Regions from separate parts of the Homo sapiens genome. Here all the other regions are linked to region 5. A link is a loop called in an ENCODE intact Hi-C map of the cell type or tissue named here. Cell type or tissue: PC-3. All regions are shown on one strand. Region 1 has its middle 22 kb from the start of ZCCHC24. Region 2 has its middle 25 kb from the start of EIF5AL1. Region 3 overlaps PLAC9 (placenta associated 9). Region 4 has its middle 10 kb from the start of EIF5AL1. Region 5 has its middle 27 kb from the start of PPIF.

Region 1 (5,000 bases), 94 kb after region 5:
AGCCATGATCGGGCTACTGGATTCCACCCTGGGTGACAGAGGAAACCCTCTGTCAAAAACAAAGAAGGCCAGGCACGGTGGCTCATGCCTGTAATCCCACCACTTTGGGAGGCCAAGGCTTGAGCCCAGGAGTTTGAGACTAGTCTGGGCAACATGATGAAACCCCATCTTTACCAAAAATGCAAAAATTAGCCAACCTCATACTCAGTCTCAAAATAAATAAATAAATAAATAAATAAAAATTAAATTAAGGCCGGGCGTGGTGGCTCACGCCTGTAATCCCAGCACTTTGGGAGGCTGAGACGGGCGGATCACGAGGTCAGGAGATCGAGACCATCCTGGCTAACATGGTGAAACCCCGTCTCTACTAAAAATACAAAAATTAGCCGGGCATGGTGGCGCGCGCCTGTAGTCCCAGCTACACGGGAGGCTGAGGCAGGAGAATGGCGTGAACCCGGGAGGCGGAGCTTGCAGTGAGTCGAGATCGCGCCACTGCACTCCAGCCTGGGCGACAGAGCAAAACTCCGTCTCAAAAAAAAAAAAAAAAAAAAAAAAAAAAAAAAAAAAATTAAATTAAAAAATTAAAACAAATGAAAACAAATCAAATAACCCAATTTTTAAAATGGGAAAACAAATATTTCTTTAAAGAAGACATACAAATGGCCAATAGGTGCATGAGAAAATGCTCAATATCATTAGTCATTTGGGAAATGCAAATCAAAACCTCTGTGAGATACCACTTCGTACCCACTGGGATAGGCAAAGATGTGGAGAAATTGGAACCCTCAAACATTGATGGTAGAAATGTAAAATGGTGCAGCCACTATAGAAAACAGTTTGGGGCTGGGAGCAGTGGCTCACGCCTGTAATCCCAGCACCTTGGCAGGCCAAGGAAGGCAGATCGCTTGAGGTCAGGAATTCGAGACCAGCCTGGCCAACATGGTGAGACCCCATTTCCACTAAAAGATACAAAAAATAGCCAGACGTGGTGACAAGCGCCTGTAATCCCAGCTACTCAGGAGGCTGAGGCAAGAGAAACACTTGAACCCTGGAGGCGGAAACTACAGTGAGCCGAGATTGTGCCACTGCACTTCACCCTGGGTGACATAGGGAGAGTCTTGTCTCAAAAAAAAAAAAAAAATTAAAAAAAATTTTAAAAAAGAACACAGTTTGGTGGCTCCTCAACGAGTTAAACAGAGAATTGCCACATGACTCAGCAATCCCACTTCTAAGTCTATACCCAAAAGGATTGAAAACAAACAGGTACTTAAATAGTTGTACACAAATGCTCATAGAAGCACTACTCGCAATAGACAAAAAGTGGAAATCACCCAGATATCCATCAATGGATGAATGGGTACAAAAAAATGTGAACATTATTCAGCCATTACAAAAAGTAAAGTGCTGATGCATGCTACAACATAAATAAACTTTGAAAACGTTATGGTAAGTGAAAACGGCCATACTTAAAAGGTCAAATTTTGTATGATTCTATTTATATGAATGTCCAGAATAGGCAAATCTGTAGACACAGAAAGCAGCTTGTTGGATGCCAGGGGCTGGGGAGGGTGGAGGGATAATGGCAAGTGACCACTAGAGAGTATGGGGTTTCATTTCGGGGTGATGAAAATGTCCTGGAATTAGATAGTGGTAACGGTTGCACAACTCTGTGAATACACTAGAAAACACTAAATGTTGTATTTTAAAAAGGTGAGTGATATGTTATGTGAATCATATCTCAATTGAACAAAAGAAGGCTGTAGGCTGGGCATGGTGGCTCACGCCTGTAATCCCAGCACTTTGGGAGGCCGAGGCAGGCGGATCACCTGAGGTCAGGAGTTCAAGACCAGTCTGGCTAACATGGTGAAACCCCGTCTCTACTAAAAAGTACAAAAATTAGCCTGGAGTGGTAGTGTGTACCTGTAATCCCAGGTACTCAGGAGGCTGAGGCAGGAGAATCGCTTGAACCGGGAGGCGGAGGTTGCAGCCACTGCACTCCAGTCCAGTCGACAGAGCAAGACTCTGTTTCAAAAAAAAAAAAAAAAAAAGGCTGTAAACTCCTTGGTCAATTGTGAGAACTTGTTCTCCAGCGCCCCCTATGGGGGATCACAGACTCTGTTGCCTCCATGTTGAAGGACAGGATAGCCAGGGACCTGGAACAAGAGCCCTGGCAAAGTAGCTTGAGCAAAAGGGAAGATTTGCCAGATAGATGCAGAAATATCTGATGGTACCTGAGGGCAGCCAGGGCAGGACTTTCAAGGCAGTGAAGACACAAAGGGGGAAGCTGGCCGGAGCCCAGGCAGCCCCTCTCCCAGCCTCCTTCCTTTCTCTGCCCCAACCTCCTCAGGCTCCAGGGACTTCTGTTTTTCTCTGTTATGTAAGAATCCTCATGACCAGTCTGAAGGTTCTGTCTGCTTATCGGTGGCTCACCAGTGGAGCCCTGGAAACACCCGACCCTGGCACTCTATGTTCCAGCTCTAGGAGATAGTGGACCTGCCTGGCTTCTGGATTAATTCTCCGTGGTCAAACGTCCACTCAAAGTCCGATCAGCTGGACCTCAGAAGAGGCTGGAAATGGGCTGCTCCTCTTGGATCCTAAGGATGGTTTGTGTCACTAAGCAGGAGACAGACAGGGCTGAAGAACACAGAAACCAGGAACTCAAATATGCTGTGTCTCTTCTCTCTGTTTCCCTCCCTCTCAGCTCTCTCCCTGCACTGCACACTGGCAGCAGCTCCAGACCTGCACACCCTGGAGAAGGAAGGATTGGGATTCTTCCACTTCCAACCCAGTGAATCTGAGGGAAGAACTCTGCCTAATCCAGCTTGTCCTGAGGTCAAAGAAGCCCCAGAGGAAGGGTGATAATACTGCTAGGGCCCCCTCTATAGGCGTGTGCATGGGGTGGAACAGTTCCCAAGAAGGGGAGGGGAAGGCACAACTACAGTCATCTACTACAAGATCTATAAAAGCTGGGGAGAGGGGTTGAGGAGAGCATAGGACCACCAGCCTGTCTGATCAACATGTGAGGCCTTCTTGGAGGAAGGCAGGATTTCCAGAGTGTTTCCATGGTAGGAACGTTACTATTTGCCATCAAATTGCAGGATTGCTAGAACATGGGATTTGAAACCCCCTCAATGGATTCTGAAAATCAGGGAAGGTGAAGGGAAGACCTCATCAATAAGATACCGTAATACACAAGCCTGTTAGGAAGCTACCATGTGCTCGGTACTTCCCATTCCCCGAGCACCTCCTCAAATGAGTTCCTTTCACTGTTTTTCAGATAAGGGAAACTGAGGCTCTGAAAGGCATACTTATCTGAGCAGAGCAGGATCCCTGGAGGGCTCAGACTCCAGCCCAGACCCCTTCTATCATGGTGTACTGCCCCACCCTTTGCAGACCTCTTAGGTGGTGGGGGATCAGGCCTGGGACTAGATGAGGGGGACTGGATGTGTGTGGCCAGATGGGAGCAGCCTAGACCTCAGGAACTAAAGCTGCAGGGCACGTGGCCTTCCCTAGGCACTGCAGAGCTCTGTGGGAACTGATGAGGTGGGAGGAGGCAGTGTTTCTATGTGTGGGAGATCATATCCTTCCAATAAACACATGCGTGAGGGGCCTGGGGCTCCTCCCTGTGACTGAGGCCATTTGTTTCTAAGCAGTAAACTGTGACTGACCTGGAGACCAACCAATGCTTCCAGGGAAGATGCTCATCGGATGCCCTCCAGCTTCAAGATGGCTTCCTCAAGGGCCTCCCCAGCTCCCCACTCCAGATGTTGGGGCCCTTCTGTGACCACCATCTTTGAGGTGACAGGCCTGTGAGTGGTCAGTTTGTTCCAGAGAAGTCTTTGGGAAATGCAATCACTGTTTACACATTCCTGTTGGACTCAGATTTAGGACAGATGAAGCAGATGTGTCCTGGATATCCCAGAGGGGAGGGCTGGGCCCATGGGAGAAGACACAGGAAGGAATGTTCCGACTCAATATGAAGAGAGACTTCCAGGGGTTATAGACGTCTCTAGAATGAATGTGGGTTACTCTGGAGGAGTGAGCTCCCCTTGGTCTGAGGTATACAAGCTGAGACTGAATGTCACCGTGGAAGACAGATGAGGAAGGAATCACAGCAACACAAGTGAATTAAACTATGAGACTTTCAAAGTCCTCTCCCAGGCAGGGCCCAGTGGCTCACACCTATAATCCCAGCACTTTGGGAGGCAAAGGCCAGAGGATCGCTTGAGCTCAGGAGTTCGATACCAGCTGGGCAGCATAGAAAGTTTTGAAATGTTCTACAAAATAATTAAAAATTAGCCGGGTGTGGTGGTGTGTGTCTGTAGTCCCAGCTACTCAGGAGGCTGAGGTAGGAGGATCTCTTGAGCGAGGGAAGTTGAAGCTGCTGTGAGCTATGATCATGTCACTGCACACCAGCCTGGGCAACAGAGCAAGACCCTATCTCCAAAAAATAAAATAAAAAGAAAATGAAGTCCTCTTCCAGCCCTGATTTTTCAGGTTTCTATACTCTTCCTCTTGCAAGCTTTATTTCCACTCCACTATCACCTTTTGGTTTAGGGAAACAAATTATGTGATGAACATGGCTTCTGGCTTCTCAGTGTCCTTCCTACCCTCCCAATGTTCAGGAACTGCTGCCATGCAGTTCTAGGTGGGGAGGGGTGGGGGGCTTGTCCCGCCCCCAGCACTAGAGGAGGCCCTAGTTTGCCTCAGTCAGTCAGCATAGCCACATCTCTTGCCACAGTGGCTGCTGGGTGGGCAGTACCTGAAGACCAAGGCAGTCCAGAGAGAGTATTCGCTGGGACACAGGTTTTGGCTCCGGTGGAGGCATGGAGCTCAGCAGGGTGAAGCAGAGCAAGGCCCAGGACTTGTGTGTGATGATGGTGGGAGGGAGTGTCCCCTGTCTTTGGCCTGACGGAGGAAGCACATGCCCTGGTGCGACAGATGCGCTCGTGCCCTTGCTCATATTCTCCTATCTCGTATTACCAGCTTTTGCTTTTTAT
Region 2 (5,000 bases), 110 kb after region 5:
TCTTCTTTGATTCATCTATCTATCTATCTATCTATCTATCTATCTATCTATCTATCTATCTATCTTCTAATCTGTTTTCTACTGGCTATATTTGAACATTTAAACAATTACTTATTTTCTATTTCTTTTTTAAAATTAATTCTATTCACCATCTTGACAACCCTGTATGATGATAAGACTATTAACTCCTCCCTTTTCTTACGTTTTTCCCCCCATTAATGGAGCATTCCATTGGCTACACATTGATTTTTCTATTGTCAAGATAGTTGGCAGGGCACAGTGGCTCACTCACTCTTGTAATATAGAAAATAATGGCAACAATATCTCCCTTTCATTTAAAATGCCAGGTCTTCATATTAAATGAAATGTATGTGAAAGCCTAGAACTGACTTCCTGCCTTGGTACAGCAATCACAATACTGTCTCCAGCTCGGACCTACACTCGGACTAGGTGCACAAGTCTGCTTGCTTCCCAGACCCTGGCTCAAGGACATGAGCTGCTTTGTAGTGAGGTTTTTATTTGTTTACACAAAATAGAAAAGTTGAGGACAATATAGTGAATGTTCCATAACATTAAATTGATTAATTCAGGGGATTTTTATTTACTCTAAAAGTCTGTTCCTTTTACTTATTTTGGTATTAAAATAAAAATGTTATTAAAATTTATAATGAGGGGCCAGCATGGTAGCTCATGCCTGTAACCCCAGCAGTTTGGAAGGCTGAAGCAGGAGGATCACTTGAGCCCAGGAGTTTCAGACCAGCTTGAGCAACGCAGTGAGGCCCTGTCTCTACAAAAAATAAAAAATTAGCCAGGCATGGTGGTGAAAGCCTGTAGTCCCACTTACTTGGGAGGCTGGGGTGGGAGGATTGCCTGATCCCAGGAGGTGGAGGATGCAGTGAGCAATGATTGTACCACTGCACTCCAACCTGGGCAACAGTGAGATCCCATCTCCAAAAAAATTTTTTGGATTAAAATTATCTCACAAAATGATGGATGATTCTTATTCAAAGGCTCCAAAACTGAAATGCAGAACGGATTATATTTTAATGTAGTCCTTGACCAAATAAAAAGTTAGGACTCTTGTTTGGCCTTCCATGTGGGCAGGGGATGCAGTTTGCTTACAGGTCCTTGAAATGCAAATATTTAGGAACCACTGAGCTAAATGGATGGAGAATGGAAATCCAGGTGGTTCTTGACTTTAGCTGCAATGACTTTTGTTTTGAGATAGGGTCTCACTCTGTCACCCAGGCTGAAGTGCAGTGGCCCAATTGTAGCTCATGCAGGCTCAAACTTTTGGGCTCAAGTGATTCTCCAGCCTCAGCCTCCTAAAGTACTGGGATTACAGACATGAGCCCCTGTGCCTGGCCTGCAATGACTTTTTGTCCCCTCTGAGTATGCGCTGTGGAGGTCAGCTTAGGGCGGTACTGAGTGAGTGAGTGGTCTGCATTAGCGAGTGTTGATGAATGAGATGGTGACCTGGGAGGAGACCAGGGCTGACTGCTGGGGCTCAGCCTATGGAACAGGTGGGAATTGGAATTGGAATTCCTCTCTTGGAGATATTGTCCAGGAGAGCCTGTGGCTTTGCTTCTCTTTGAGAACAAAGGAAGGAAAGGGGTTTTGTTACATTAAGATGGCTGGAACTGGAGCATCCAGTGAGTGTCTAAAAATGACATAGAAGGGAGGGTTATTTGAGGCTGGAACCCCAAGAAGCCTCAGGCCAGGTGTGCTACAGAAATCTGGGAAGCCTTCCTGTGGGAGGGAGGGGATGGAATAGAAGTGGCAAAGTGCATGGTGTTTGGGGGGACTGTGGAGGGAACCATCAGGTCAGGCCTGAGGTGGTTAGGGTAGCCTTTTGTGTATGGTGTGATGTAAGCAGCTGTTAAACAGTGGGAAAGGGGGTTCCCTGTCAAATAATTTGGGGAAATGCTAGGTTTAACAAAGTCATACAGGTTTCTTTACCACAGGGCTTGTACATGGTAGTGTGACCAGTGAATCTCCAGGAATCAAATATATGTTTCCTCAAATTACAGACCCTTTCCCTGGAAACTGCCATGGACAGTAGGAGAGAAAAGGGTGGAGGGGTTTGAGGGGCTGAGATCATGGCGAGTCTTGATCCAGAGGCCTCACTCCATCCTGTGTGTGAGAGAAACACGGATAGAGAATTAAACATGCAGAGTCCTGGGGCCCATCCCTAACAGGAGGTCTGAAGCCTGGCCCAGGAATCTATGTGCTTAACAAACTGATTCCCATGCCAGGGCTCCAGGAACCACACTTTGAGAAATGATGAGTGCAGATGAGACAACTCCAATGAACACAAGTCCTGGAAGCCACAGCATTGGACGGCACTTAAGGATTTAAGCCTCCATGAGGATGGAGGGCTGAGAGCTAAGAGCCTAGATCTCCCGCCCCGCTAAGGGATTTGGGTGGGGAGAGCTGAGCCGCCCATGGTCTGGCTGTGCAGGTGACCACAGCGAAGCCACTTGCCTTCCCCCTGGTGTCTGAAGTGAGATACTGCAGATCAGGGCTTGCAGACCTCCCAGAGCAGGTTGGCTGGCAGCTGCCCTCAGAGATGTAAGAGGACAAGGCCCAGCTCAACCCCGCCTCTTCCAGAAAGCCTCTCTCCCCTGGCTCCTCTGTGCTCCTTCAACACCCGTTTCTGAAACACACCACCTCACTTTGCCACACCTCCTCCTGATGTTTCTAAAATGGTTATTTTAGATCTTATGGGAAGGATAGGGGCACTGATAGCTTTATCTCTGAAAGTGGGGAGCCCAGGGACACTGTCTATAGCTGAAAATAGAAGTATCCTACTTAGACTTACAAAGATAACAACCAAGGAGCAAATGCCAGCCATCTAACTGGATGGGGGGGAAGGGGGAGAGGAGATCCCCCATCTGATACGGCCAAATATCTGTAAAACAGATAAATCAAGAGAGCAGAAAGACATCATACTGTATGGCTCCATTTATACGACATTGTGGAGAAGGCAAAATCAGACCCATGGCTGTCAGGGAAGATTTGGGGATGAGCTGAAGAAGGAAATGGCTTTGCAGTCCGGCTGGGAGACAGGACGGGGAGGAAACCTACTGGGGAGCAGGGTGGGTTAGGGAAAGTAACCTACCCCAGCAGACCATGCGACACTAGTGGGAAAAGATCTGCCTGCTTGGCCCAGTGCACAGAGCTTTCCCAACCCTGTCCTGGTTGCTGACTAATGTCTTAGGGATGTGAGAGGCCGGGGGAGGGATGTGGCCAAGGATTCTGGGAGGGGCGGTTACAAGATCTTGGGTAGGAATGAGAACAACAGCAAGAGCAACTGACTTGATCAGAGCTTCCCAACCTATGGGCTTATTTAATCCTCACAATGATTCTATGGACTTCTTATTATCCCTACATGGCAGAGGAGGAGACTGGAGCCCAGTGATATTAGGTAATCTGCACAAAGTAACACAACCAATAAGAGAGAGAGGGTTTTGGACACAGGCACCTTTGGCTTCAGCACCCTTGCCTTTAATGGCCACTGCTCTGTATGGTACGAAGTCCGTGAAGCCAGTGATGGTGGAGAATCTTCTATGACATTCGTGCAATGCAATGCACCTATCCCACCATAGCTTACCCACTTCTGTTGATAGGTACTCACTATTTTCCTGGGAAGGCCATGCTTAAATGGACTCAAAGTCAACTTCCTTATGCATTCATCCACAGCCCCAGTTACCCTTTTAATCCTTGAGGTAGTCACGAGTGCTGCCAGTCAATCATTCCTATCTGCACATGGGCTCTAGGTGTGATTGCACTTCCTGGCCCCATGAAGTTACGTGTTGCCATGTGACTTCCTTTGGCCAGTGAAATGTGAGCAGAAGCCTAAATAGCCAGTGTGTGGCTTACCTCTTTCCTATGCCATTGCTGCAGTGTCTTGGGGAGCTCATGCCTACATGAAGCCTGACTTGCCCTGAATCCCCGAGCAACTAGGATGAGGAGAGCTCCATGCTGACCTGTGTTGAACATGTAATGTGAGCAAGAAATAAACCTTGGCTGTGTGAGCCACTGAGATTTGGGGATTGTTTATTATTATAGCAAAACCTAACCAATCCTGGCTCAATCTGTTCCCAGAGAACAAGTGTCCACTCAGGGTCAACAACAGTCCAGCCTCTTCTAAGTCTTCTCTAACCTGGATAGCCCCCAGTTTTTCCAGCTGAGCCTTCAGTTTGCTGACCTCTCACCTGATCTCTTCTTCCAGACACACTGCAGTGTGGAAAGGGAACACCATCACCCAGGAGCAATTTGTAAAATCTATTATCCCTTCCCCCTTCTCAGTATTCTTTATTTTTACTTTTATTTATTTATCTTTTTTGAGATGGAGTCTTGCTCTGTTGCCCAGGCTGGAGTGCAGCGGCGCGATCTCGGCTCACTGAAAGCTCTGCCTCCCAGTTCACGCCATTCTCCTGCCTTAGCCTCTTGAGTAGCTGGGACTACAGGCGCCTGCCACCACGCCCGGCTAATTTTTGTATTTTTAGTAGAGATGGGGTTTCACCGTGTTAGCCAGGATGGTCTTGATCTCCTGACCTTGTGATCTGCCCGCCTTGGTCTCCCAAAGTGCTGGGATTACAGGTGTGAGCCACTGCGCCCAGCCCTTTCTCAGTATTCTTTCTACCTCAGTGATGCAGCCAATGATTGCACTGAGCCTTCAGCAGGCAAACAAGGCTAACCCCATCCCTGGGTTCCGTTCTGGACCTGCCTGGTTCTAATTCTTTGGGCTCTGGATAAAATGAGGCTTCAATATGTAGAGGTAGATTGACCTAGTTCTGGGTTTCCTTCTGTCTTGACACTACTACTAACTTACCGGGTCACTATGGGCAATTTACCTAACCTCTCTGAGCCTGTCTTCTCAAATGAAGGCTAGAAGTAATAAGACCAACTTTGAGATGGCGGTAAGCATCAGGTACAGCACCCAGCACCTCCCTGGTGCCTGGTGGGCCTGTGCAGATGTTATTGCCTTTTATTTT
Region 3 (5,000 bases), 770 kb after region 5:
CTGAAGCCCATCCTCCCTTCCTCCCTGGGCTTCACCTCCTTGAGGAAGTTCATCTGGGTCTGTAGGTGACTGTGGCTGTAGAGACTGGTGGGATTGAGATGGCTGACACTCGCACACTGACCCCCACCTGGGCCGTCCTCCGCTTGCTCCTGAGTTTGCTTTGAGGACTGACCTCATTTGAGCCCAGTGTTTACAGGAGTCTCTGGCATTATGGAAAACTAAGGGTCCCACAGTGACAAGACTTGTTTTCCCACAGCTGCCGAACCCTTCAGCCCTCCGCGAGGAGACTCAGCTCAGAGCACAGCGTGTGACAGACACATGGCTGTGCAACGCCGTCTAGATGTCATGGAGGAGGTAACAGGGTGGTTTGGAAGGACATGCGAGTTCAGGACCACCTTCTAGGATGGTGTTTTTATGGGCAGATGCAAGCTTGCTTTGGAATGTGAGGACATCCGGGCCGATCCTGCCCTGTGGCCACCTCGTCCAACATCACCCTCCCATCTAGGCTGCCGGGCTGCCCAGCCCCCAGTGGACCCTGCCTCCCCTAAGGCCTTGCTTACCCCCACCCGGATATTTCAACATCATTACTGGATGGGAAGGTGGAAATTCAGTCACTGTTTTGTTATATAGCCACGATTCCTAACTTGTGTGGGGAAAAGTTTACATCTTTATTGTCACAAGCCTTTAACTGAAATTGAGCATTCTCATTCATCATAAATACAAACAGCGAGCCGTGGTATTAACAGTACTATAACTTTGTCATCAATAGAAATCCAGATAATTTCATCTTCTAGTTATGAATATCTCAACATATAATTTTTATCCTTCCTTATGTCAAAATTTCAGTTGTTATTAGGCCTGATGTTAAATCATGTGATTTAGTGAGTTAATAAATACATTTTATTTTTTTTGAGGCAGGGTCTCTGTCTGTCTACCAGGCTGGAGTGCCGTGGTGCAGTCTCGGCTCACTGCAACTTCCACCTCCCAGGCTCAAGCAATCCTCCCACCTCAGTCTCCCAAGTAGCTGAGACTACAGACACATGTGCCACCATGCCTAGCTAATTTCTGTATTTATTTTGTAGAGGCAAGGTTTTGCTATGTTGCCCAGGCTGGTCTCGAACTCCTGAGCTCAAGCCATCTGCCCACCTCGGCCTCCCAAGGTGCTGGGATTACAGGCATGAGCCACTGTGCCCGGCCAATACATATATTACATCAAAAATTTAAATTTTTTTTTGACAGAGTCTTGCCCTGTCACCCAGGCTGGAGCCCATGGTACAATCTTGGCTCACTGCAACCTCTGCCTCCCAGGTTCCAGTGATTCTCATGCCTCAACCTCCCGAGTAGCTGGGACTACAGGCATGCACCACCATGCCCAGCTAATTTTTTGTACTTACCATGCCCGGCTAATTTTTTGTACCTCTGGTAGAGATGGGGTTTCACCATGTTGGCCAGGCTAGTCTCAAACTCCTGACCTCAAGTGATCTCGCCTCAACCTCCCAAAGTGCTGGGATTACAGGCGTGAGCCACCATGCTGGGCCAAAAAGTTTAATTTTAAATACTTGAATTTTTTTTTTTTTTTTTTTTTTTTTTGAGGCAGAGTCTCACTCTGTCACCCAGGCTGGAGTGCAATGGTGTGATCTCGGCTCACTGCAACCTCCACCTCCCGGTTCAAGTGATTCTCTTGCCTCAGCCTCCCGAGTAGCTGAGACTACAGACGCGCACCACCATGCCCGGCTTCTTTTTGTATTTTTAGTAGAGACAGGGTTTCGCCACGTTGGCTAGGCTGATCTTGAACTCCTGACCTCCGATGATCTGCCCCCCTTGGCCTCCCAAAGTGCTGGGATTACAGGCGTGAGCCACCACGCCCGGCCTAATACTTGAATAATATTTTAATGCAATTGGTGCCCTTAGTAATTCTATATGTTTTATTTTTTGCATTTAAGGCATTATTCTGAGAAGAGGTCTGTAGGCTTCACCACACTGCCAATGGGGTCCATGGCATACACAGGGAAAAACCATTAAGAACTCAGTAAATTTCAGAATCCCAAACCTGTCATTTGGCAGAGATACCACCAGGGGGCGGAACAACAAAAGGAATGTGAGCTCCAGGCTGCAAAGTCCAAAAGGGAGAAGGTATTCTACAGGCGCTTCATCCAAATCTGTGACTAAGTGCCAAAAAAGAAGGAGCCTTAGAGAGCAAGCCCCCTAGGATATTGTCATCTGGGGAAACTGAGGCAGGTAGGGGCAGAGCCTGAGTGAGGAAAACCCAGGTCACTTAGCGCCCAGTCCTTTCCCACTGCACCGCACTGGACCGCCAGCTGCTCTCTTAGGACCTAGCTGATGAAGCGGAACGTGGAACCACTTCTGTCCTCGACTTTACCCCACTTCCCACTCTAGATGGTAGAGAAGACCGTGGATCACCTGGGGACAGAGGTGAAAGGCCTGCTGGGCCTGCTGGAGGAGCTGGCCTGGAACCTGCCCCCGGGACCCTTCAGCCCCGCTCCCGACCTTCTCGGAGGTGAGCAGTGCAGGTGGCAGAGGACAGCCTCTGGGCGGCTGTCATCTGGCGCTGGGCAGGCGAGACAGGGACGGCTGCTCCACTGCACAGGTGTAGCCTGGCTGGCAGGGAGGGCCCCAGCGCTCCCTGGGGACGGAAGCGGGACGGCATCATCCCTGCTCCCCGCCCGCCCCGCCCCACCTGCCACACCCGGTGGCTGCCGCCCAGTGTCAAATGAGGTTCTGGAAGAGCCGGCCCTAGATGCCATCTCAGCACAACCCCTGCGCGGAGAAACTGCCTCCTTCATTAGCCTTCTCACGACTGGAGCTTCTCAGCTCCTTTAATTTTCCCCTGAGCAGCCACTCCTGTTCCACCCCAAAACTCTCGCAGGGAAGACGGGCGTCCCCACTGATCAGGCAGGGTTGGGGTTGCACTCTGCTCTCTCCTTGATCCTTGTGTCCCGCGCGCAGTAGTTCCTGGGGGCCGGGGAGGGAAGGGAAGGAACTGCTGGGCACCACGGGGGCAGGTACTCTGCGGCACCCCAGCTTGCTCACTGGGGGCCTCTGCTTTCTTTCAGATGGCTTCTGAGCCCTGGAGCTGGAGCCCAGCAGTTGGAGGTGGTGCACCTGCCAGGCAGCGCCCACAGAACCAGCCCTGTCCTCTCGACTTCCTTCCTTAGCTTCATGTGAAATAAAAGCTATTCTGGTCTCCTCTGTGTCTGCTGACAGAGTAACCCGTTTAACTACAGCCTCCTCTCACTCCACTTCCATGCCTGGAGGAAGCCTGCAACCCCCTCCAGGCTCAGACCTGGGGACACCCCCACTCCTGTCATTTATAGGGGCAGATGGAGCAGGGGTTGATTCACACAGATGGGGGCCCTTTGAGTGGCCTTGCTTCTCAAAATGTGGCCATAGGTGAAAAGCAAGGGGATCAGGGTCTCAGGACCCACCCAGACTGTTTAATCCAAATCTGCATTGCAATGAGACCCCCAGGGATTTTATGTGTCCATTAAAGTGGTTTGTTGTTGTTTTTAAAAATTTTTCCTATGAAGTGAAATTCAATGTAAAATTCATCATTTTAACCATTTTAAATTGTACAAGGCTGGGGGCGGTGGCTTACACCTATAATCCTAGCCCTTTGGGAGGCCAAGGTAGGAGGATCACTTGAGCCCAGAAGTTTGAGACCAGCCTGGGCAACATGGTGAAACCCCATCCCTACAAAAAAATACAAAAATTAGCCGGGCATAGTGGCACGTGCCTGTAGTCCCAGCTACTCAGGAGGCTGAGGTGGGAGGATCACCTGAGCCCTGGAGGTCAAGGCTGTGGTGAGCCATGATCATGCCACTGCACTCCAGCCTGGGAGACAGTGAGACCTTGTCTCAAAAAAAAAAAAAAGAAAAAGAAAAAAAATTGTACAAATGCAGTGGCTTCCAGTACATTCAGAAGTTGTGCAGTCATCACCACCAGTTCCAGAACATTGTTCTCTCTCTAGAAAGAAACTGTGTATCTATTAAGCAGTCACATCCCATTCCCGCTCCCCACACCCCACTGGAAACCACTGATCTCTGTCTTCACGAACTTGCCTATTCTGGACATTTTAAATACAGTAGTCCGGCTTTATCTGTGGTTTCACCTTCCATGGTTTCAGTTACCTGCAGTCAACCACAGTCCTAAAATATTAAACTCCAGAAATAAACAATATATGAGTTTTCAATTGCACATCATTCTAAGTGGCGTGATGAAATCTCTTGCCATCCCACTTCATCCCGCCCCGGATGTGAATGCTCCCTTTGTCCAGCATGGTCCACGCCGTCTACACTTCCTGCCTGTTAGTCACTTAGCAGCCTTCTCAGTTACCAGATCAATGGCCACAGTATCACAGTGCTTGTGTTCCAGCAACACTTCTTTCTCTTAATCAAGACCCAAAGTGCAAGAGCAGTGCTGCTGGCATATGGTTGTTGTTTTTCACACAACTCTCCCTTCACAGAAGCTGGCATATTGTTCTAATTGTTCTATTTTATTCTTAGCTATCGTTGCTAATTTCTTATGGTGCCTAATTTATAAATTAAACTTCATAGGTATGCATGCATAGGAAAAAACATAGTATAATAGGATTAGATACTATTGTGGTTTCAGGCATCTGCTAGGGGTATTGAAATTTATCCCCTGAAGGTAAGGGGGTAGTACTGTAGGTAGAATCACACAATACGTAGTCTAGCTGTATCTGGCTTCTTTCTCTGAGCATAATGTTTTCAAGGGCCATCTGTATTGTAGCATGTATCGGTACTTAATTCCTTCTTACGGATGAATAATGTTTCATTGTATGAATATACCACATTTTATTCTTTTATTTTTTTAGACAGAGTCTCGCTCTGTCACCCATGCTGTAGTGCAGTGGCATGATCTCAGCTCACTGCAACCTCTGCCTCCCGGGTTCAGGCAATTCTCCTGCCTCAGCTTCCTGGGTAGCTGGAATTACAGGTGCACACCACCACGCCTGGCTA
Region 4 (5,000 bases), 130 kb after region 5:
GGCCCACTGGGATCTGTAGGACTTTGCAGGCACAGGCCCCTTACCAACCCAGTGGTTACCTGGGGTCTGAATAGTTTTCATTCACAGAGATATCCTCCTCTTGGTACTGAAACCCTGAGTCTTTTTTGTCCATAGAGCCCTGCCCTTCTTTGTACTGAGACATCATCGTGAAGACTGACGTCTAGAGGTGGGAGCACCTCCGTGAAGTGAGGGAATAACTGAGTGTCTGTCAAGAAGTCGGAGGCATAGGGGCTCTGAGGCCACAAGGGGCCTGGGGCTGGGGCTGGGAGTGATCCTGGGCGTGGGCCTAGAACTGGGACTGGGCCTGGGAGTGAGCCTAGGCTTGGCATCCAACCAGAGCTTAAGATGGGGCCCGGGTCTGGGATTCTCTCATGCCTGGGATCTCAGCACTTTGGGAAGCTGAGGCAAGTGGATCACCTGAGGTCAGGAGTTTGAGATCAGCCTGGCCAACATGGTGAAACCCCATCTCTACTAAAAATACAAAAATTAGTCGGGCGTGGTGGTGGGTGTCCATAATCCAGCTACTTGGGAGGCTGAGGGAGGAGAATTGCTTGAACCTGCGAGGTGGAGGTTGCAGTGAACTGAGGTTGCACCATTGCACTCCAGGCTGCGCAGCAGAGCGAGACTCTGTCTCAAAAAAAAAAAAAAAAAAAAAAAACAGGAAAGTCTGTTCTTGTTCCGTGCATGTTTTCCTAATGGACTGTTTGGTTATTTCTCATTTTTGAACTCCAGATATTTGTGAAGTCAGCCCTTTTCCTGTGATCTGAGTTACAAATATTTGTCCAGTGTGAATTGCCTTTTGATTTTTCTTATGGTGCTTCATGCCATGTAGATTTTTTTGAATTTGTGTAGTCAGATTTAGTAATGAATTTATTTTATGGTTTTTAGATATTGAGTCATGGTTAGAGGGACTCCAATCACCCCACCCACTTCAAGGTTAGAATGGAATTCTCTCACATATTCTTCCAATACTTTTATGTTTTCTAACCAACTTTCATGAGATATAATTTACATATAACAAAAGGCATCTATTTAAAGGATACAAGTTGATGAGGCTTGACAGATGTACATCCTCATGACATCATGATTTTTCTTTAAGTATTAAATCATAATGCATTTGGAATTTATATCACTGTCTACTTTGAGAAAAGGACTAAATTTTATTTATTTATTTATTTATTTAAGACAGAGTTTCACTCTTGTCACCCAAGCTGTATGTAGTGCAGTGACGTGATCTTGGCTCACTGCAACCTATGCCTCCCGGGTTCAAGTGATTCTTCTGACTCAGCCTCCCGAGTAGCTGGGATTACAGGCACCCGCCACCACACCCTGCTTAATTTTTGTGTTTTTAATAGAGATGGGGTTTCACCCTGTTGGCCATGCTGGTCTCAAACTCCTGACCTCAGGTGATCTGCCCACCTTGGCCTCCCAAAGTTCTGGGATTACAGGCATGAGTCATCGCGCCCGGCGTATTTTATTCTTTCAGTTTTCAGATGATTGGCCAGGTGTCTGAACACCCTGCATTGAGATGTTTCCTTTGTCCCATTCTCTATTTCTGTATGGATTTCTGTCTACATCTGGACTTCCTCTTCTATTTGTCTGTCCATATATACACGTTTACTACACAGTTTTAATAATTGAAGCTTTGTAACTGAATTACCTTTAATAAATGGTACCAGCTCCAATACCAATTATAGCAGAAAACATGGTCCCCTGTATTAGGTATTTGAGAGCAAGATGGATGTTCTGGATGCTCGAGCTGAGTTTCTTTCCCTATGCCAGGCCTCCTTTTTACTCTTAGAGAAAGGTACCCCATTTTATAGATACAGAAAGTGAGGTGAGATCAAGGAAGGTCAGTCCCCAACTGTGCCAGCTCTGAATTTTGTAGGGTTTAGGAGCACCCAGCCTCAAATGCCCATTTGTGGATGAGAAAACTGGTTCTGGGTGGAGATAGAGACATGTGGAAAAGACAGATCTGATGATGCATTATCACTCAACCACTCACTCATTCATCACTTCACCCCAGCACAGACTGACCGTGTGCTAAGGCCAAGCCCTGCACTGGGGCAGAGAAGGGGCTGCTCCGTCCCCTGGGATCTCACGGTGGGCTGGAGGGAAAGGCGAGGAAGCACTGAGGGACAGGAGGATGTGACTGTGGTGGGAATAGAGGGAGGAACGGGGCTGTGGGCGCCCACAGTGGGGCCTCATGGTCTTAGCCTGGGCCCCCCTTCCAATGCTGAAAGTAGGGCAGGTGCCCAGGACTTTGCAGCAGGAGGACTATTTCGAAAAGTGAATCCAGGGAGCAGAGTGAGGGTCTGGGAAAGTAACGGAGGAGAAAAAAGCTAAGGGTATACTGTAGAGATGACCACATTGAAGGCAACTGAGGCTTAACACAGTGTGATCTCTAGGACAGCATCTAGAAAGTGCATCACGGCCAGGTGTGGTGGCTCATGCCTGTAATTCCAGCACCTTGGGAGGCTGAGGCAGGCAGATTACCTGAGATCAGGAGTCTGAGACCAGCCTGACCAATATGGTGAAACCGCATCTCTACTAAAAATACAAAAATTAGCTGGGCGTGGTAACTAGTGCCTGTAATCCCAGCTACTCGGGAGGCTGAGGTGGGAGAATTGCTTGAACCCGGGAGGTGGAGGTGGCAGTGAGCCCAGATCGTGCCCCTGCACTCCAGCCTTGGTGACAGAGAGAGACTCTGTCTTAAGAAAAAAAAAGAAAGAAAAAGAAAGAAGGAAAGAAAGTGCATCAGACTGTGCATGTCTCTCTCTCAGTGAAAAAGGGAGAAGCATTTAACTCCAGGTTCCTGTCTCCATTGGTTGAGGGCTGTCCTGTGGGAACAGGGCAGGAATCCACCCGGGGTGTGTGGATCTGGTGACAGCCAGCACGCATGGACTGTTTGCCAGAGCTGTGGCTGGAATCTGGAGCCAGGTGAGAACAGATGAGGCTGGACAAAGGGTCTCAGCCTGGTTCCCAGGTATGGGACTTGACGGCCACCTAGCTGGCCAGGATGGGAAATGCAGCAGGGACCAGGACAGCGAGGGAGGCTGCTCTGGGTCCCCACCCCACAGAGGAGGCAAACCTGTGACAGGGCAGCCCTTTCCCCTGGAAGTCCCTGCTTCAGGGACAGACCCAGAGGCTCCACACAGCAACCCAGCCACAAGGGAGGCCTACGTGTCCCCATGTGATGGGCTTTCAAGGCCCCAAGGAGGTCACGGCTTGGAGTGCAAGAACTCCTCCCAACTGCTGTGCCGCCCCCCCTCCACCTCCTGCCGGCTCACTGCTTTGTTCCCTGCTTTCTCTTTCTCTGCTTCTCTCTGCTTCTCTCTGCCTCCCTCTTTGTCCTTCCTTTCTCTCTTTCTGTGACCCTGTCTTCAACAACTCTTTCCCTTCCTCTATTGTGCTGTTTGTCTGTGATTCTCTCCAGCCTCCTCTCCCTGTCTCAGTCCTCTCCATCTCTCTTGTTTCCTCTGTCTTCATTCCTCTCTTCTCTTTTACTCTCTGCCTTCCTCTCGGTATGTGGATCACTGGCCAGCTCTCTGGACACCTCCCTCCCTCCAGCTCCCTTGGTTCTCACTGTGGGTCCTTCTGTCTTTGTCTCTTCCAGCTTTCCTTTTCTCCCCCTGGGCCCAAATCAACTTCTCTCCATGACTCCATCCTCCCATCTCCATCTCTCTCTCTCTCCCCTCACCCTCCACCTTCTCTCTCTCTCCCTTCTCTCTTTCTCTCACTGTTTCAACCCCTCTCTCTCTATCCTCCCTGTCTTTCTCCTTCTCTTTGTCCTTCCCCTCCCTCTCTCATCCCTTCTCTCTCATCTTCTCTCTGCCTGTCCCGTCCTCTGACTGACCTCACCCCTGCGTTCTTCACTCCTCTCCAGTCCAGCTCAGTTAGCCTCTCACCACCGATCTCTGCCTATCACACAATTTAAAAATTACAGGAAGATGGTGGGGGGCACAGGACTTATGGAGAAATGTCTACACCCAGCTCAGCTTCCCTTAGAGCCGCCTGGAGTTGGTGCTACCGGGGGGCAGCTGGCTCAGTGGGGCATGGGCTCTGACAAACCCTGAGTCTCTGCGAGGCTCCTTAAGGGCTCCACAGCCGCTGCTGGGCCCTTCTATTCCCTGTCAGAAGTTGGCCACCTCATGGGGATGTATTACTGTCTATCTGCTCACAAGGCACCACTGGCAGTCACTAGGAACACAGTGACTCTTTCTAGAATGAATGAGCACAACCTCCACCCGTGGCTGGATACAGGATATTCCCCCACCCCAGAAGTCCCCCTCGGGCCCTTACCAGTCAACACTACCCAAAGGGTAACCCTGCTTCTGTGTCCAGCAAGGCAGTATCTGCCTGAGTTTGAATAGTGTACGAGGAGTCACACCTGGTATACCCTGGGGTGTGAACTGGTCCTCCAGGAAGCAGACACCCAGAAAGATAGGACTGCAAATGTTTCTAAAGGGAAACACTGGAAATGAGAGAGAGAGGAGGGAGCACGGGGCATGGAGCATCAAATATGGTGGAGACTTTTCCAAGATATCATGGCCCAGGAGACTCTTCAAATTTCAAAATTATCCTGTAAGGTAAAAAGATTTCGGTTTATTTCCAGGTGACCTTCTTTTGCCCAATATACATTTTGTCTTCTATGAAATATCTGTGCCCCTGCTGAATACTTCTGTGTGTGGCCATATCTGTGTCTGTATGTCATGGAGAATAATTATCCACAGATCACAGATACAAATCTCAGAGTTTAACTGTGTATGCATTTTTAGGATCTCTTCATCTCGTAAGGATCTGAATTCTAATCTTGGAGACAGGGGCTTTCCCTTATCTTTTGAAAGAGAAACTGGAAATCCCAGAGCCTGAGCTGCTACACCCTAAGGTTTATTAAATGAACTTCAATGAACACCTTTTGCTGATCTTCTGAGTGGAAATATTTTCATTTAACCAGCGGGAGGGGTGAGGCTCTACCA
Region 5 (5,000 bases):
AAGTGCTACTTCATTTATTTCTGACTTGCATTTCTCTGATGATTAATGAGGTTGAGCATCTTCTCATGTACTTATTGGTCAGTTGTATATTTTCCTTGGAGATGAGTCTGTTCAGATCCTTTGACTTTTTTAACTGGGCTATTTGTGTTTGTACTTTTGAGTTGCCAGAACTCTTTATATATTCTAAATACAAGTTCCTTATCAGATATGTGATTTTCATATACATTCTCTCATTATGTAGGGTGTTTCTTCACTGTCTTGATGGTGTCCCTTGAAGCACAAAAATTTTAAATTTGGATGAAGTCCAATTTATTTTTTGTTTTCAAAAGCACTTTAGGCTTCCACACACTATTTCAAAAATAAAATAAAATAAAAGTTCCTTTGTGGAGAGATTTGGATATCTTTCTCTTATGGATTGTTTCTCTTTCTGATGAGCCAGTATTCTGGGGACTGGGCAGGGTGGTAGCCTCTGATATTCTTGGCTTTCCTCTCCTAGCATAGAACCTGTGCTCTATGAGTGAGCTGGAGCAAGATTTGGGGTCCCAGTGTTTTTGGCCTTCTGAATCTGGGATGGAGCCACTATTCTATGGGTTAGGGCTGGGTGTAGAAAGAAACCCCCCACTTCTCAGCTGCACTCATCCAGAATTTAGCTTCTTTAACTTGGAGTTGGGAGAGATGGGCAAAATGTTATTGGTCTGCCTCTCCCACTAATATGTGAAAATACTTGATTGGGAAGTGAGGGGAGAGGGAGCCTTGTCTTTTTGGCCACCCTCACCTTATGAGAAGATTCCATTAAGCTGAGCTGAAGGTGAAGGAAAAGGGAATAGTTATGTGTCAAATGCCATAGACCTGCTGTTCTTATTGAGTTAGTTTTAGTGACGTCCCCACATACTATCTTTATAGTCATGATTACTGTTATGGTCAAGGGCTGCTTTTGCTCCTGGCCGGGAGATGAGCTCAAAGGTGAGCCAGGCCGAGGAGATGCCCCAAGGCAGAGTGGGAGCCTGACTTTCTTCATTTGCTCTATATCCTTAGGACAATTTCCAGAGACTTTAAAGGTTAATTTTTAAAAAGCAGTTTTCACCAACATTGCTTGTTTCACAGGCAAGTGGGCTCATGGAACTCTTCACATTGCCTCCAAGAAGTGGAACTCTTCACTTTTTTACTTTTAAGTTATTTGTATCTTTATGTTTCAAGTTGAATCTATTAAAAGGAATAACCTTAGACAAGTTAAATTTAACAGTTTAATTGAGCAAAGAGTGATTCATGGATCAGACAGTTTTTGGAACCAGAACAGGCTCTAAGAACTCCAGCCTGAAGTGTGGTGGGATACCCACATTCCCCTCCCAAGAGAAAGCAGCCAGGCCAGGTGCCCTCAGAGAGCGCCAGAGGAGGAAGGCGGGTCTGGCCTCAGCCTTCTTCTCAGTTTCAGTCTCCCCGACCAGGCCCTCCCAGGTCTAAGCAGGAGAATCTCAGACTGTTCCTCCCCACAATTGTGCAAGTGCTTACTGGACCCCATGCCCAAGAGAGCTGTGTGGTCCCCCATGCCCCTTTCTAGCACTAGCCTAATAAATTGTATTGATGACCCCAGGGCAGCCTGTAGGCTCTATCAACTCAACATGGAATAATCGACTTGGGAGCTTGTCAGAGCGAAGGATTCGAGATGGAGCCCAATGCCTGAGTTTGATACATTGGGACTGAGGCCTGGAAGATCACAAGGATGTGATCAAAGATAACAAGAATAGGAAGACAAATAGAAAAAATAGAAAGACAAATGCCACATGATCTCACTCATTTGCGGACTTTAAAAAGCTGATGTCATAGAAGTAGAGAGTATAATAGTGGTTACTATGTGCTGGGGAAGGAAGGCGGGATGGGGGAGATTGGCCAACAGGTACCAAATTACAGTTAGATAGGAGGAATCAGTTCTGGTCTTTTCTTGCACAGTAGCATGACTGTAGCTAAGGACATTGTATTGCATATTTCAAAATAACTGGAAGAGAGGGTTTTCAGTGTTCTCACTACAAAGAAATGATAAATGTTTGAGGTGATGAATAAGCTTATCACCCTGATTTGATCATTACGCAATGTACGCATGTATCAAAACATCATACTGTGTCCCATAAATATGCATCGTTAAGAGTCATTTAAAAATAAAAAAAATTTTAAACCCAGTGGCCTGAGATCTGAGTCAAACCCTGGCTCTCCTGACTCCAGATCTTCCCACTGTACCAAACAGAAAGGTGATTAAGAAAAAAGATTGGTCAGGCACAGTGGCTCATGCCTGTAATCCCAGCACTTTGGGAGGCCCAGGCAAGAGGATCACTTAATTCCAGGAGTTCAGGACTCGCCTGGGCAACACAGTGAAACCCTGCCTCTACAAAAAATACAGAAATTAGCTCAGCATAGTAGTGTGTGCCTGTAGTCCCAGCTATTCCAGAGGCTGAGGAGGTAGGATTGCTTGAGCTCAGGAGGTTGAGGCTGCCATGAGCTGTGGTAAAGATTGTGCCACATGTGCACCCCAGCCTGGGCAACAGAGTGAGACTCTGTCTCATAAAGAAGAAAAGAAAAAAGATTGACTTGTAAAACCAAGAATGCTTCAGACCCTTCAACAGGGAATTGATAAGTATGTTAACCAACAAAGGAATACAGCTATTAGACAAATGAGAAAGGTCTCTCTGTTAACAGGGAAAGATGATGATGATGAGTTGAAGCAGGATATGGAACAGCCTGTCAAGTATAATCCATTAACATACACGTGTACACACACACATACACACACACACACGCACACACACACACAGATTTCTATAAGCAAAAGACTATGGAAGGATATGGCCAAACTCTGGACAGTGCTGGTCTGGGGGATGTTGGGCTACTGGGAGTAGCCCACACTCTGCTTACTGTCTTTGTTTCCATTTCACATTGTGCAGGCATTGTTTTTATAACCAAGGGCGAAAAACACAATCTTGCCACTTGGCAGGTGCATGAGGCCCAGGTATCCCTGTACTGGGGAGGTCAGGGTTTACCTGGGACTTGGGAGAAAAAAAAAAATTCCCTTTTGTCCCCTGCACTGGTTCCCTGCCACCTGGAAGTTGCAGTTTTCAGCTTCGGCCACCAGAGGGCAGCAGGGAACCAGCTGATTGCTGCGAGAGGCTGGAACGCTGGAGAATTCTGAGCTGGCAAGTTTGTTGGGGTGGGGCAGGCAGACCCAGTTTGAAGCAGCCTCCACCATTGTGCGGGGCTGTGGTCAGGTTCCCAGGGAGAGGATGACCAATTACATGCTGAGCAAGGGTCCTTTGCCTCAGCACAATGGGGAAACTGAGGCAGAAGGCCAGTTGGAACTGGACTAATAGGCTGTGGCTGCCTGGGGAGGGGAGATGAATGTCCCACAGGCCAGAGAGAGTCAAGAAACCCAAGTCCCTCCCTGGGGCTTCTCTTTGTCATCTTGTCAGGGTGAAGGTTCCAGAAAGCATGGCTCAAGGGCTAACAAGTGGAGGCAGAGACAGAGGGAATCATGGGGCCCATTTAGAGGTAGCACAGGCTGAAGTGGCCATAACCCTCCATGACCAGAGCAGTAGTTAACAATTCCTGAGCACACCTCATGTGCCAAGGGCTTAGCCATTGTATCTCAACTAATCTCAACGGTGACCTCGGGTAGGTAGAAGGGTATTAGTATCTCCATTTTACAAGGGAGGAAACTGAGACTCAGAGAGGGAAGGTGGCTTGCTTAAGATGGCGGCTGATAAGTAGTGATGTTGTCACTCAGGGTCCAGCCCCTCTGGCCCCAGAGTTCTTGCCCAGGATAAGAGTGCAGAGGGAGATGGAGTTCCAGGCAGGCACCATGGTCCTGGACTTACAAGGCAGGACTTGGACCCCGGGTTGCCCCACCATCTGCAGGAGCTGAGTGTGGAGGGTTGTGGGGCCCCTGCTAGTGACCAGGGAGAGGATGGGGGTTGTTGAGAAGATGGTAGAGGGGAATCTCAGCTCCCAGCTTTGAGTGCTTCTGGGATGGGGCATGGGGAGGGTAACTGGCCTCAGTACAGGGCTCCAGGAGGCTGTAGGGCCAGGCATGGAAGGGAAGGAGGAGCAAGTGTCCAGGGAGAGACGGCACAGGGGCCTGGCCTGGCTCGATCACGCTGGACACAGTGGGAACAGGAGCAGAGCTGCCCCCACCCCCAGGAGCTCCTGAGAACTTAGTAAGGAAGGAGGTGGAGGGAGGGCTGGGGCTCCCCTGGGTTCTGGCTTCCACATAGGCCTTCAACAACCATGGGGCCGGCCCTAGATGGATCATGACTCAGCTACTACAGGGAGGTAGGCAGGCCAGGTTGGGCAGTGAGGAGAGGCCCAGGACAGACAGAGAGGGCTAAGAGAAGGCTGGTGGCTGCCTGGCTGTCTGGGAGGGCAGTATAACAGCAGGAAGCAGCAGGAGGCAGGGGTTAGGCCTGGGCCTGAAATGCCCCTGGTGTTAGGGAGTGGAGGGGGAGAGGTTCTGGGAGGGGTCGGGGGGGGACTTTGCTACTTGCTACCTCTATGATCTTGGACAAGTCACTTGACCTCTCTGAACCTCGGCTTCCCCATCTGTAAAATGGGAATCCTTATAGTACCCACCTCCCAGGGCTGTTACAAGGACCAAAACTGATGTGTGTGAATCACTAGCACCATGGCTGCCATACCAGCTCCTGGCTGGATGTTGGCAGCGACTCTTACACGCTCGTTTACTCCACATTGAACCTGACCGTGTGCCAGGCCACAGTGAGCACTGGAGGTCGGCAGTGAAGCAAGCCCAAGTAGCCCCTCTAGAGGAGGTAGTCAGGACTGTGGAGCATGCTGCGTGGGGTGAAGATGTGGAGGGACCCGGCTCCCACTCTGCCTTGGGGCATCTCCTCGGCCTGGCTCACCTTTAAGCTCACCTCCTGGCCAGGAGCAAAAACAGACACAAATCAGAGAGAGCAGTACAGCAGATCCCAGGTTCTCCTCCGGACCCTATTCCAGATTGT

Evidence for each region. A loop is a pair of places that touch in the nucleus more often than their neighbours do. Peaks named below come from ENCODE experiments on the same cell type or tissue, not always from the same donor. Only the 100,000 strongest peaks of a DNase experiment are listed, where the experiment ranks them.
Region 1: it touches region 5 in a loop (13-fold over the local background); 94 of 110 quality-filtered maps call a loop at or near these places.
Region 2: it touches region 5 in a loop (4-fold over the local background); 82 of 110 quality-filtered maps call a loop at or near these places.
Region 3: it touches region 5 in a loop (7-fold over the local background); 8 of 110 quality-filtered maps call a loop at or near these places.
Region 4: a loop joins it to region 5, with 11 times the contacts of the local background. A loop is called at or near these places in 19 of 110 quality-filtered maps.

Annotation. Positions count from the first base shown.
Region 1 is chr10:79,465,490-79,470,489 of GRCh38, forward strand. No RefSeq gene overlaps it. Among named protein-coding and RNA genes, the nearest start is that of ZCCHC24, 22 kb to the left of the region's middle. In PC-3, a CTCF peak has its summit at 2,114 (motif pointing left); a DNase peak (open chromatin) is centred at 2,102.
Region 2 is chr10:79,485,288-79,490,287 of GRCh38, forward strand. No RefSeq gene overlaps it. Among named protein-coding and RNA genes, the nearest start is that of EIF5AL1, 25 kb to the right of the region's middle. In PC-3, CTCF peaks have their summits at 2,487 (motif pointing left) and 2,690; DNase peaks (open chromatin) are centred at 2,524 and 3,224; H3K27ac peaks cover 547 bases.
Region 3 is chr10:80,141,826-80,146,825 of GRCh38, forward strand. PLAC9 (placenta associated 9) reads left to right here. Exons shown (of 4, transcript NM_001012973.3): 2 at 257-354; 3 at 2,398-2,518; 4 at 3,075-3,534. The coding sequence ends at 3,085. Among named protein-coding and RNA genes, the nearest start is that of PLAC9, 12 kb to the left of the region's middle. In PC-3, CTCF peaks have their summits at 2,078 (motif pointing right), 2,296 and 3,130; DNase peaks (open chromatin) are centred at 2,096, 2,676, 3,170 and 4,296; H3K4me3 peaks cover 1,422 bases; H3K27ac peaks cover 1,847 bases.
Region 4 is chr10:79,499,608-79,504,607 of GRCh38, forward strand. It overlaps the pseudogene TPRX1P1. Among named protein-coding and RNA genes, the nearest start is that of EIF5AL1, 10 kb to the right of the region's middle. In PC-3, a CTCF peak has its summit at 3,042; a DNase peak (open chromatin) is centred at 3,044; H3K4me3 peaks cover 343 bases.
Region 5 is chr10:79,371,634-79,376,633 of GRCh38, forward strand. No RefSeq gene overlaps it. Among named protein-coding and RNA genes, the nearest start is that of PPIF, 27 kb to the left of the region's middle. RefSeq lists cis regulatory regions at 2,738-3,238, 2,741-3,525 and an enhancer at 4,080-4,616. In PC-3, CTCF peaks have their summits at 3,111 (motif pointing right) and 3,321; DNase peaks (open chromatin) are centred at 3,148 and 4,288; H3K27ac peaks cover 325 bases.